Linked DNA regions of Homo sapiens: region 2 is linked to region 1. Evidence: chromatin loops called from intact Hi-C (ENCODE). Cell type or tissue: CD14-positive monocyte. All regions are shown on one strand. Links, peaks and the distances in the headings refer to the core of each region. The heading gives the core; the rest is flanking DNA.

What was found. Peaks named below come from ENCODE experiments on the same cell type or tissue, not always from the same donor. Only the 100,000 strongest peaks of a DNase experiment are listed, where the experiment ranks them.
Region 2: a loop joins it to region 1, with 2.2 times the contacts of the local background. A loop is called at or near these places in 4 of 110 quality-filtered maps.

What each region holds. Positions count from the first base shown.
Region 1 is chr13:28,465,696-28,471,081 of GRCh38, forward strand. FLT1 (fms related receptor tyrosine kinase 1) reads right to left here. Exons shown (of 30, transcript NM_002019.4): 2 at 1,826-1,922; 3 at 1,208-1,434. Among named protein-coding and RNA genes, the nearest start is that of FLT1, 27 kb to the right of the region's middle. RefSeq lists a silencer at 1,572-1,803. In CD14-positive monocyte, for the core only: no CTCF peak of the experiment used is centred there; DNase peaks (open chromatin) are centred at 1,116, 1,636, 2,606 and 3,016; H3K4me3 peaks cover 981 bases; H3K27ac peaks cover 2,194 bases.
Region 2 is chr13:28,399,142-28,404,527 of GRCh38, forward strand. The region is part of intron 11 of FLT1 (fms related receptor tyrosine kinase 1); the gene reads right to left. Among named protein-coding and RNA genes, the nearest start is that of FLT1, 93 kb to the right of the region's middle. In CD14-positive monocyte, for the core only: no CTCF peak of the experiment used is centred there; DNase peaks (open chromatin) are centred at 2,310, 2,900 and 4,040; H3K4me3 peaks cover 862 bases; H3K27ac peaks cover 679 bases.

The sequences.
Region 1 (5,386 bases), core at 171-5,170:
AGCCAGGAGTGGTGGCAGACGCCTGTAATCCTAGCTACGCAGGAGGCTGAGGCAGGAGTAATCGCTTGCCCCTGGGAGGCAGAAGTTGCAGTGAGCTGCCATTGCACTCCAGCATGGGTGAGAGATCAAGACTCCATCTCAAAAAAACAAACAAACAACAACGAAAAAGAACTGCCTCACTAAAATGTTAGTTCTATTGTACTACCTCCAATGCAAAGACCCAGTTCCTGACCTCACCAGAAGGTAGACCCACAATGTATATTTAGCTATTGATGCTGATGGTTGGTTGTTTTCTTTTGTTTTTTTTAAACCTGATTCTGTGCCTGAAGTGCCTACTAATATTGCTTTGTGTTCTCTACAGCCTTGTTTGTGTGTGTGCGTTTTTTTCTTTAATCCCCTCAAGATTTGAAAATTGGAACTAAACAAGGAAGAAGAAAGTGACAGGCCATTTTTATTATTCTTTCTCAGGGTTCCAATTTTACTGTGAGTTTCTACTTCTTAAAAGATTTTGCATTTCTCCCCTTTGAATGTTACTTCATTTGTTCATTCTCTAAGGAAGGAAGAACAGTATCATAAAAATTATGAATGAATGAAAATGATTTTTTTACGAGTACCATAAAAAATGAATCAAACATGATTCATTTTTGCCCTTTGCCCTTTGCACTGTATCTTGGTCAGTGCCAGTTCTCATGTCATTATAGTAGTTCCTCAGTGAACATGAAATAATACAACATTGTCCATTGGAACCAGTTATATAACACTCGAGATAACAGCAACATTGCGTTTATTAATTTAGTAGAAACAACAGTATTTTACAGTTCCAACATATAAGAGAATGCAGCTGTGTTAAATGACAAAAATCATGTATTCTATTTTGGGCTTCTCAATAACTAAGAAATAGAACTAAAATCCTTTTATTCACTTATTCATCCAACTATGGGCCACATACTGTGCTAGGAGCTGTGGGTACAGAGGTGACCTATACAGACCAGTCTCTCTCTTTGTGGAGCACATAGTGACTAACTGGGCCTTGACAATTCTGGTTAAAATTGACATCCACGAAAGTGTCTACAACTAGGATGGAATCTCTTTCCTAACCCGTTTCTTTCATACTCACTAGGAAAGCAACCTTTCCAATGGATCAGGGTAGATTTATGACTCATTTGCAAAGCAAAAGCAAACAGAATGTAGAAAATGGAAGTCTTACCACTAATAAATATATAGATTGCAGATTCTGTTTCCTTCTTCTTTGAAGTAGGTACAGCTAGATATTTGCAGCTGTAGAAGCCAGTGTGGTTTGCTTGAGCTGTGTTCAAGGTTAAAGTACTGCAGAATTGTTTGCCATTTCTTCCACAGGCAGATTTAGTTATGCTCAGCCTTTCGCTTTCCTTACTCACCATTTCAGGCAAAGACCATTTATGGGCTGCTTCCCCCCTGCAATCACAGATAAGAAAACAAAACATATTTATGGCTGGGCCCTAGGCTCAGCACCAGTTCCTCAGCATTCATTTTATTAGGAAGCGGAGGTCCTCTCTTAAGTGTAGTCATCTTCCTCTTTACGGGAAAGCAACACATTCAGAAAAGCTGTAGAACAATACTCAGAATAAAGATGCAGAACTATTTGGGCATCCCTTCCCCCATTTCCCTGAGTGAGTAATGCTCTCCCTTCCCCATGAATCCCCTTTCATGGGAAGCTGGATGCCTATGGTTTGCACTTTGCAGATCACAGGAGATCACTGAGGTCCCTACCTTTTTACTCTGCCAGGGAATGATTTTGCCTTAGGCATGGCAACTAGATTATTCCCAAACCAACACAGCCACTTACCTGCATTGGAGATGCAGTGTCTGGCCTGCTTGCATGATGTGCTGGGTGCCTTTTAAACTCAGTTCAGGATCTTTTAATTTTGAACCTGAACTAGATCCTGAAAAACAAATTTTTAAAATGTATTATTTGTAAATTGTCTTCTTACCTTTTTTTAAGTTATCTTTCCATGAAGGTGAGTTTTTCATTTTTAATTTATTTACATCTTTAATTTACTTGTATCTTTAATTTATAAGCAAAAGATACACTAATACAAATTTCTCTTAATTCACAAATTTTTTCTAGCTCTACCCTTGCTCATAAATATTATATATCCTTTTATACCAAATGACCTAAATAACATCCAAAAGCCTATTTATGTAGAATGGTAATGGATTCATATAGGTTCAATGAAATTATATTAAAATATATAACTAGTTATAATATTCAAATATGCAATAACTTAGTAAAAACTCTCAAGAATAAATGTCAGTGTCATCCAAAATATATTTTCAATACTGAACTTTTTCCAGTGTGGGTCATCTAGTCCTATAGGCCTGTCTCATCTTTTTTTCTGAATAAAAAGTACAGAAATTTTCCTGGGCTCTGAATTTCATGCAATCATTAGTTGAGCAATGATATTTTTGGCCAATCATTTCCCTTTCTGAACCAGTTTCCTCATTTGGAAAACTAATTATAGAATCAAAATCAGTTTTAGAAGACATTTGGTTTGTCTTACGTAATCTATGAGTTCCCTCTACAATGGTACAGTCAAAAGGGAACTGTTCACACGCTTACGTGACATTCGACAAACATCTCGGAGGATTGTTGTGAGGCAATAAAGTGAGGTGGTGAAAGTGCTTTAAAATCTACACATCTCCATATGATGCAATAATGACATCCATTTTAGTGACTAGCTGTATCACCCTAGACAAGTCATCTCTCTTTCCAGATCTCAGTTATCTTATCTGTAAAAAAGAGATTGGACTAGACGACCTTGAAATCTCTGACCTTCCATTTCTCACAGTCCCAGCCTGATATAGCTTGGATGCTGACCCTCCAATTCTGATGGTGAATTGTAATCCTCAATGTTGGAGGTGGGGCCTGATGGGAGGTGTTTGGGTCGTGGGGGTGGATCCCTCATGCATGGCATGGTGCTGTTGTTTAGATCTGATTATCTGAAAGTGTGTGGCACCTCCCCCCTTCTCTTGTTCCTGCTGCCACCATGTGATACACCTGCTCCTGTTTTGCCTTTGACATGAGTAAGGGCTCCCTGAGGCCTCACTGGAAGGCAAGCAGATGCTAGCACCATGCTTGTACAGCCTGGAGAACTGTGAGTCAATTATACCTCTTAATAAATTACCAAGCCTCAGATATTTCTTTACAGCAATGTAAGAACAGCCTAACAGACAGCCTCATGATTTTTTGAACCATAGGTGCTACAGAGGCTGAGCCTCCCTTGAAGCTATTACTGACCAATCAGAATACTATCACTAAGGATCTCTCTCGCCTCCTTCCTCCCCTCATCCCTCAGTCTCTCTTCTCCTTCTCCCTCTTCTTCACCAGCCTCCTCCTCCTCCCCTCTTCCCAGGCAGCTGCAATGCCTCCGAAAGGCAGGGAATGAGGGGCCCAGGATTAGCGTTCCTTAGGCGGGAATAGAAGTTAGCAGGAGAGAGGAAAGAAATTCTTGGAGGGAGGAAAACTTAGTATTTGGCACCAATCTCAGGGTATAGTTTTCTTTAAAAAATCAGTTTAAACAGTGGAAGCAAAGGTAGAAGCTCTAAGTGAATGGTCATGGAGGGTTTACCATTAGGTCACAGATCTGTGAGATGATGTGTGTGTCAAATACCCTGGTTATGCCCAGCAGTCCTCTCCAGCGTTTCTCTTGGATTTGACTATCTCAAAAACTGGATTCAGTTAGAAGATCTGCGTTTGAGGCTTAGCTTTTCCACCTACTGACTGCATGACCTTGGCATCACTTAATTGGCTGCTCCTCAGGCTCCTCGTGAGTGGAACTGGAAAGCCTACGAGCCACCTCACAGGCAGGGTGTGTGCATTCGGTGCTGTGCTGTGGAAGAGGCTGGCTTGCTGCCTGGCACGTGGCAGATGCCCACTATCACCAACATCTAGGGGAATCACTTCCCCTCCCCCTGCTTCTGTCAGAATATTTTGCTGGGTATATAATTTCAAAGATACTAAATTAACATATGCTTTTCTGGTATTGCTGATGATATAAATTAATATCTTTTAAATTTTTATTTTATTTTATTTTTGAGACAGAGTTTCACTTTGTTTCCCAGGCTGGAGTGCCTTGGTGCGATCTTGACTCACTCTGCAACCTCTGCCTGCCAGGTTCAAGCGATTCTCGTGCCTCAGCCTCCTGAGTAGCTGGGACTACAGGTGCGCATCATCAGCGTGGCTAATTTTTTGTATTTTTAGTAGAGATGGGGTTTCGTCATGTTTGCCAGGCTGGTCTTGAACTCCTGACCTCAGGTGATCCACCTGCCTCGGCCTCCCAAAGTGTTGAGATTAGAGGCATGAGCCCAGCCTAAATTAATATATTAAAAGTAATTTTTACAGACAGTAGATCCCGGTATCAAAGTACTCCTAAATAAAATGGCTGAATATTAACTAAATTAAAATCCCTGTTTCATATGGATCCCATTGGTCTATCAAACAACCTCCTAGATCAAGTCAACCCCTTCAGGTACCTAGGAATGTATTTTAACTCATACTTATCTTTATGAGTTTCTTGAGGCAACATGTGGCCCAAAATCAGGGATCTGTGGAAACGCCAGACTTTTCTAAAGCCACAGCCAGCAATGGATAACACCTGCCCTGAGAAACTTCCATGCCAGAATAGTTTCTGCCCTTCTTTATGGCATGGAACTCTGGGGATTTAATTGAGCAATTGTTCATGTGCTGGAAAAGATCCATCGAAGCTTCCTGTGGAAACTTCTGGCATTACTTGTAGTTATCTCTGTGGTCTGTCTGGAGATGCTGAGCGCTCCCGTCCAGGAAAAGAAGCAGTTCCCCTGTTTGTGACATCCCACTGCCTACATCTTGGTTTCCAGACCACATGAATCTTTCTTTATCAGCAACTTAGAACACCAGTACTCCTGACCCTCATCAGAGGAAACCGCTAACTTCAAAGAACCACCCAAAGCCCAGCTGAGAGAAGTGCTATTTATTTATTTATTTACTTATTTTTGAGATGGAGTTTTGCTCTTGTCGCCCAGGCTGGAGTGCAATGGCACAATCTCAGCTCACTGCAGCCTCCGCCTCCTGGGTTCAAGCGATTCTCCTGCCTCAGCCTTCCAAGTAGCTGTGATTACAGGCGCCTGCCACCACACCCAGCTAATTTTTATATTTTTAGTAGAGACGGGGTTTTGCCATGTTGGCCAGGTTGGTCTCAAACTCCTGACCTCAGGTGATCCGCCCACCTCGGCTTCCCAAAGTGCTAGGATTACAGACGTGAGCCACCGCGCCGCGCAAGAAGTGCTATTTAGAGAAGATCTCTTAGACAGTGTGCCCTCTACTTGTTCGTGTCCACACTCCCCATGCTGTCCCCCAACCAGAAGACAA
Region 2 (5,386 bases), core at 88-5,087, 67 kb before region 1:
AATACGACTCTGACTCCCTTACATTGTCTCAGGAAGCTTAGACCCTTCAAAGCAGTATGCAAAAAATTCAGAAACAAGGAGCTCAGATGAAGCCTTTTTAAGCTGGGGTGTCAGCTCCAGCACTGTTTTTTTTATGAAGTTAGTTCTCAAGTGTTTATCCTAATGGGCCTCAGGAGAAACTTACTTAGATTCTCAGATTAATTGTTGCTCAGTAAGTAAGTGAAAAACCCATTTCTGTTGGCTTGGGAGTGTTTGAAATTATGGACAGCATTTATCTGCATCTATGAGTCATGTTTGGGTTTTTATTTAAAAGATTTTGATTTCATTGAACTTAGAGCAACCGAGAACAAGAACTGGGTTTCGTGGCAAGGGAAAATCAAGTCAGATGTATACATTTGCCACATTTAAGACCTGTGTAGGTAACCTGGGAATGGCCGTGGCCATTTTACAAGTCCCCAACAAATAGTCAAATAGGTCCAAATTTATGTATAATCAGAGAATAAAACTGAGGTGCCCCGAAGTGAAATGAATCCGGGTCACAAGATGGAGACAGAAATGTATTGAATTTTTCTTCTTTTGTGTGAATGACACCTTCCAAACAAGACACATTACTCGTAGTCAAGCCTGCCCCAGAAATCATGTCTCCAAAGCTTCTATTAAAATAGAAGCAGAAAACAACGTTGATGGGAGTTTACATTATTTCTTTGTTTCTGCGAACCTTTATGTATGCCTTACAATGCACCAGGCAGCATGCAAGGCACTTTACAGGAATTGTCTCATTTAATCCTCCCCAAAACCCTGTGAGATGGGTATATTACCCTATTCTACAGGTAGGACAACTGAGGTTCCGAGAGATTAGATGATTCACCCAAAGATGCAAAGGACCACAGACAGGCCTGGGCAGAATTTATGCTCAGGTGTGTCTGCCTCCGCGCCTATGCTCCTAATCTCTACACCAGATTGCTTCTCGCCTTGAGACTCTTTAAGTTGAATAACACAGATCTATTGGCAAAATTCTGTCTACACCTTTAATTGAATTTTTCCTTGAGAATACTTCCTTTAATCCGCAGAGATGGGTAACATAAATTAAATACTACTACTATTTACAGAAATACTAGTTGGCTTCTCTGATGACATTTTACATAAGCTGCAAGCTGCTCTTCAACTGTTGTTATGTGGTTTGAAAATATATTTGATAAATACAATGGTTATCACTAAAGAAGAAAAGTTAAAAATAAGGTGAAACATATCCTATGATCAGTTTTATTAAAATTTATCTCATTTCTAGAGTACTTCTCTTTCAGGGGATATATTTTTAAATTATAAATTCAAACATTTTCTCATTAAAAATAAAATTATTTGACAATTAAAATTTAAACTTTATAGGGCCAGAGAAAGGAGCTCAGGTGCAAATTGTAGATCAGTGTAGTCTGGCTGGACTAGAAGGCAGCTTTGCATGAGACAGTGAGTTTCAATGTCTGAGTCTTCTGAATAAAGGAAAAAATCTGTTCCTCAGTCCTTATATCCAAATACTATGGTGTTAAGGGAAAAAAACGAAAATAGCATCACAGTTAGGGCATGCAATATCAACTAAATACTTTCAAAGAGAAAGTAACCAAGAATTTGAGTTGTGCGTTTGAAATTATAATCATTTATTCTATAAGGTATGCAAAAATAAATTCTTAAGGATATCTACTTGTATTAGTGCTATAATTAGTTTTCATTTTCCACAATTGAAAATAAATGAAAGAGGACTGAGGAAGAGAAAAAAGCAGAAGTGCTGAAATAAAATTAGACTATTAGGCCTGATGCGGCGGCTCAGGCCTGTAATCCCAGCACTTTGGAAGGCAGAGGTGAGTGGATCACCTGAGGTCAGGAGTTCAAGATCAGCCTGGCTAACAAGACGAAACCCTGTCTCTACTATAAATACAAAAATTAGCTGGGCATGGTGGCAGGCGCCTGTAGTCCCAGCTACTTGGGAGGTTGAGGCAGGAGAATCGCTTGAACATGAGAAGCAGAGGTTGCAGTGAGCCGAGATCATGCCAAAATACATAAATAAATAAATAAATAAATAAAATTAGACTATCAAATTTTATATTAGTCTTAAAGGACTCATGCTTTCTACTCTTCATTTTTACTGCTTTTGCTTTTTGTGGTGCTTCCAGTTGCCTGGCCTGGCCCTCAAGGATTTACATGTTAGAGACAGATCCTTCAAGCCCATTCTCTAGGCTCTTTGGTATGACCCAGGAATGCTCATAAAACTATCAGCAAGTACTGTAAGTTTGGAGTTTTTCATGTTCCTTCCTTCCTTCCCCTTCACTAAGCATTAGTAATTCGTTACTACAATGTTGTTTGAACCTCACTGAATAGAATGGATGGGCTGATGTGTCATTCAGCCTAATTCCAGCACTCGTTTTTTAAACATCTATATATGGAACACTGATTTTAATCTCGGGATGTTTCTAATATAGCTTCCTTTCAAGTGTTTCACTGAGAAATAAAAGTAGATGTGTAAAGGTCATGGAAGAATCTAAAATTAACACAGGGTGGCACATTTGAGCCAACTGATGGGAAAACAGAACGTGAGATTTAGAAAAAATTGGGGTGTGTGTGGGAACTGAAACACAAGCTGTAATTCTGTGGTTAGGATTCTTGCTCCTGTCATGGATTTGTCTCATACAGGACACATTTCTCAAGGTACACTCAGAAGGATTTCAATGGAAATATTGCTAACACATTAAAATGGTAATGATTCTCCAACCTTACAGAATTAATGCTGTGATAACGTATTTCCTGTGTGTTTTTTCTAACACGGGGTTCCTTCTACTTCCTACTCCATATCTACAAACCTAACAGTTTGGCAACACCACTTAGACAATACGAAAGTGCACATTTGCTACTAGCAACTCCAGTTGATGACTCACTTTTCACAAATCTGGGCCAAAACTCGCCAATAAGGAAACTAAATTTTATTGTCCTCTATACCCTTCCTTAAGTTAAACAAAAAAATACAACAAAACAAAGAAAAAAAATCCAAGGTGCTCCAGCGTGAGTGTGATCGCTGCCCCACTGATCTGTGGAGTAGCATTGCTGGGCAGGCTACCATGTGACGGTGGATAAAGGGATCACCGCAGTCTAAGCTGGGACTTTAATTTGCTTTCTAAAAATGTATAGAAAATAAAAACAGTTTTAATTGTGAAGGAAAAAGCACTGCATATAATTCAGAAACAGCAAAACTTCCATTTTGTCACCATCATATGACAGATACATTTTTTCACACCCACAAAAAGATATATTAGTAGATGCTAAAAGTAAAATTACTAAATTCTCCTAAATTCAAGATATGAACTCAATCATTTTATTTAAAGTCTAATATATTACAATTACAACTGCTAATGGGATATGTACCATATATATAGATATAAAATATATCTATATATATAGAGAGAGAGACTTTGTTTAGTGTGAGTATTAAAAGTTTTTTCAGTGCAAACAATTGTTTAACAAAGTCTTCATTGTATATGATCACAATCAGTTTAGGGAATTGCATAAGGGTACATATGACATTCACTTTACTAAAGTAGTACTTGTATAGGGCTTTCTCATTATGTTATGTTATGTTACTTTACGTTACGTTACGTTATGTTATTTATTTATTTACTTTTTGAGACAGAGTCTCACTCTGTCACCCAGGCTGGAGTGCAGTGGCACAGTGTTGGCTCACTGCAACCTCCACCTCCTGAGTTCAAGCGATTCTTGTGCCTCAGCCTTCCGAGTAGCTGGGATTACCACTACGCCCGGCTAATTTTTGTATTGCTAGTAGAGACGGGGTTTTGCCATATTGGCCAGGCTGGTATTGAACTCCTGACCTCAGGTGATCCGCCCGCCACTTTGGTAGGTGATCGGCTTACCAAAGTGTTGGGATTACAGGCATGAGGCACTGCGTCTGGCCTTCATTATGTTATTTCATTTCATCCTTGTAACAGGAAGTACTAGCTAAGGCAAGTATCATTAGTTCTGTTTTTTTTGGAGGAAAGAACTCAAGCTGAGAGAGGTGAGCTGGTTTGTATGTGGTTATACAGAGAGGAAGTGTCGTAGTTTGACTCCAGGGCTCCTGATGGCAGGTTGGGTAGCACAAGTGCAGAGGTCTATATTTAAAATCTTCTGCGTAACTGTAAAATTACCAGACAATAAATTTGTTTTAAACCTTCATGGAGAAAATCTTGGGACGTTCTTTTATCATGGGCATGTTTTGATACTCCACCTCCACTGATTTTTATAGGTTTTTACATTATATATGGAGTCAAGTTGCCACTTCATGGTTTGGGTTAGCCAGAAACTTCACCTAGCTTTCTCATTTTTCATTTCATTTCCTATTGTATATTTTTGTGGATAGGATACCAAAATAGCACTAGAAGTTACCACTGAAATTAAGCTTATAAATTCTTGTGTTAATATCCGGCAGTTAACAGTACATCCTCCTGACATGGTCAGGAAAAAGCAAAATGAATTGACACAACCAATGAATGGCATCTTGACATTTTTCTAGTACTTTGTGACAACTAATTTGCTGTTCACTGCTAATAAACTGAGGTAGTTTCCTTATTAAAAATATCTGAAGGCCGGGTGTGGTGGCTCATGCCTGTAATCCCAGAACTTTGGGAAGCCAAGGCAGGCGGATCACAGGGTCAGGAGTTCTAGATCAGCCTGGCCAACATGGTGAAACTCCGTCTCTACTAGAAATACAAAACTTAGCCAGGAGTGATGGCGTGTGCCTGTAATCCCAGCTACTTGGGAGGCTGAGGCACAGGAATCACTTGAACCCGGGAGGCAGACGTTGCCGTGAGCTGAGATTGGGCCACTGCACTCCAGCCTGAGCAACAGAGTGAGACTCTTTGTCTCAAAAAAAAAAAAAAGAAAGAAAGAAAGAAAGAACAAATTAAACTTTCAAGTTTATATAACTTCCTCTAAGTATTTCATTAAACTGCTCTCTTATCAATAGCTATACATCACGGACTGTTTTAAAGTACTGCTTATTTCTGTCAGAGAAAAAGAGTTGTAAACCACCTACAGCTACTGCTATAGTTATAAAAACTTCCTAAGTGTTTAATAAGAGACTATTGGTGTTATCATATAAGCTATTGCCACTCTGACTAATTTCTACAGTGGCTTACTTGGCTATAAGGGCATTAGGTTTTGCAAAGGAAAGACTTTGGTTTGAGTCTCTCATTTATACTTTTAAGCTGTCTTTGGGTTAATCATCTTATCTTCCCTGTTTTATCTTTAAAATAGAGATAACCACTCTCATCTGCCAAAGAATGATGGTGACATTAGCATATGTCAAAAAGTTTCACATAATGAAAATTATAGATGTTATTTGTTGTTA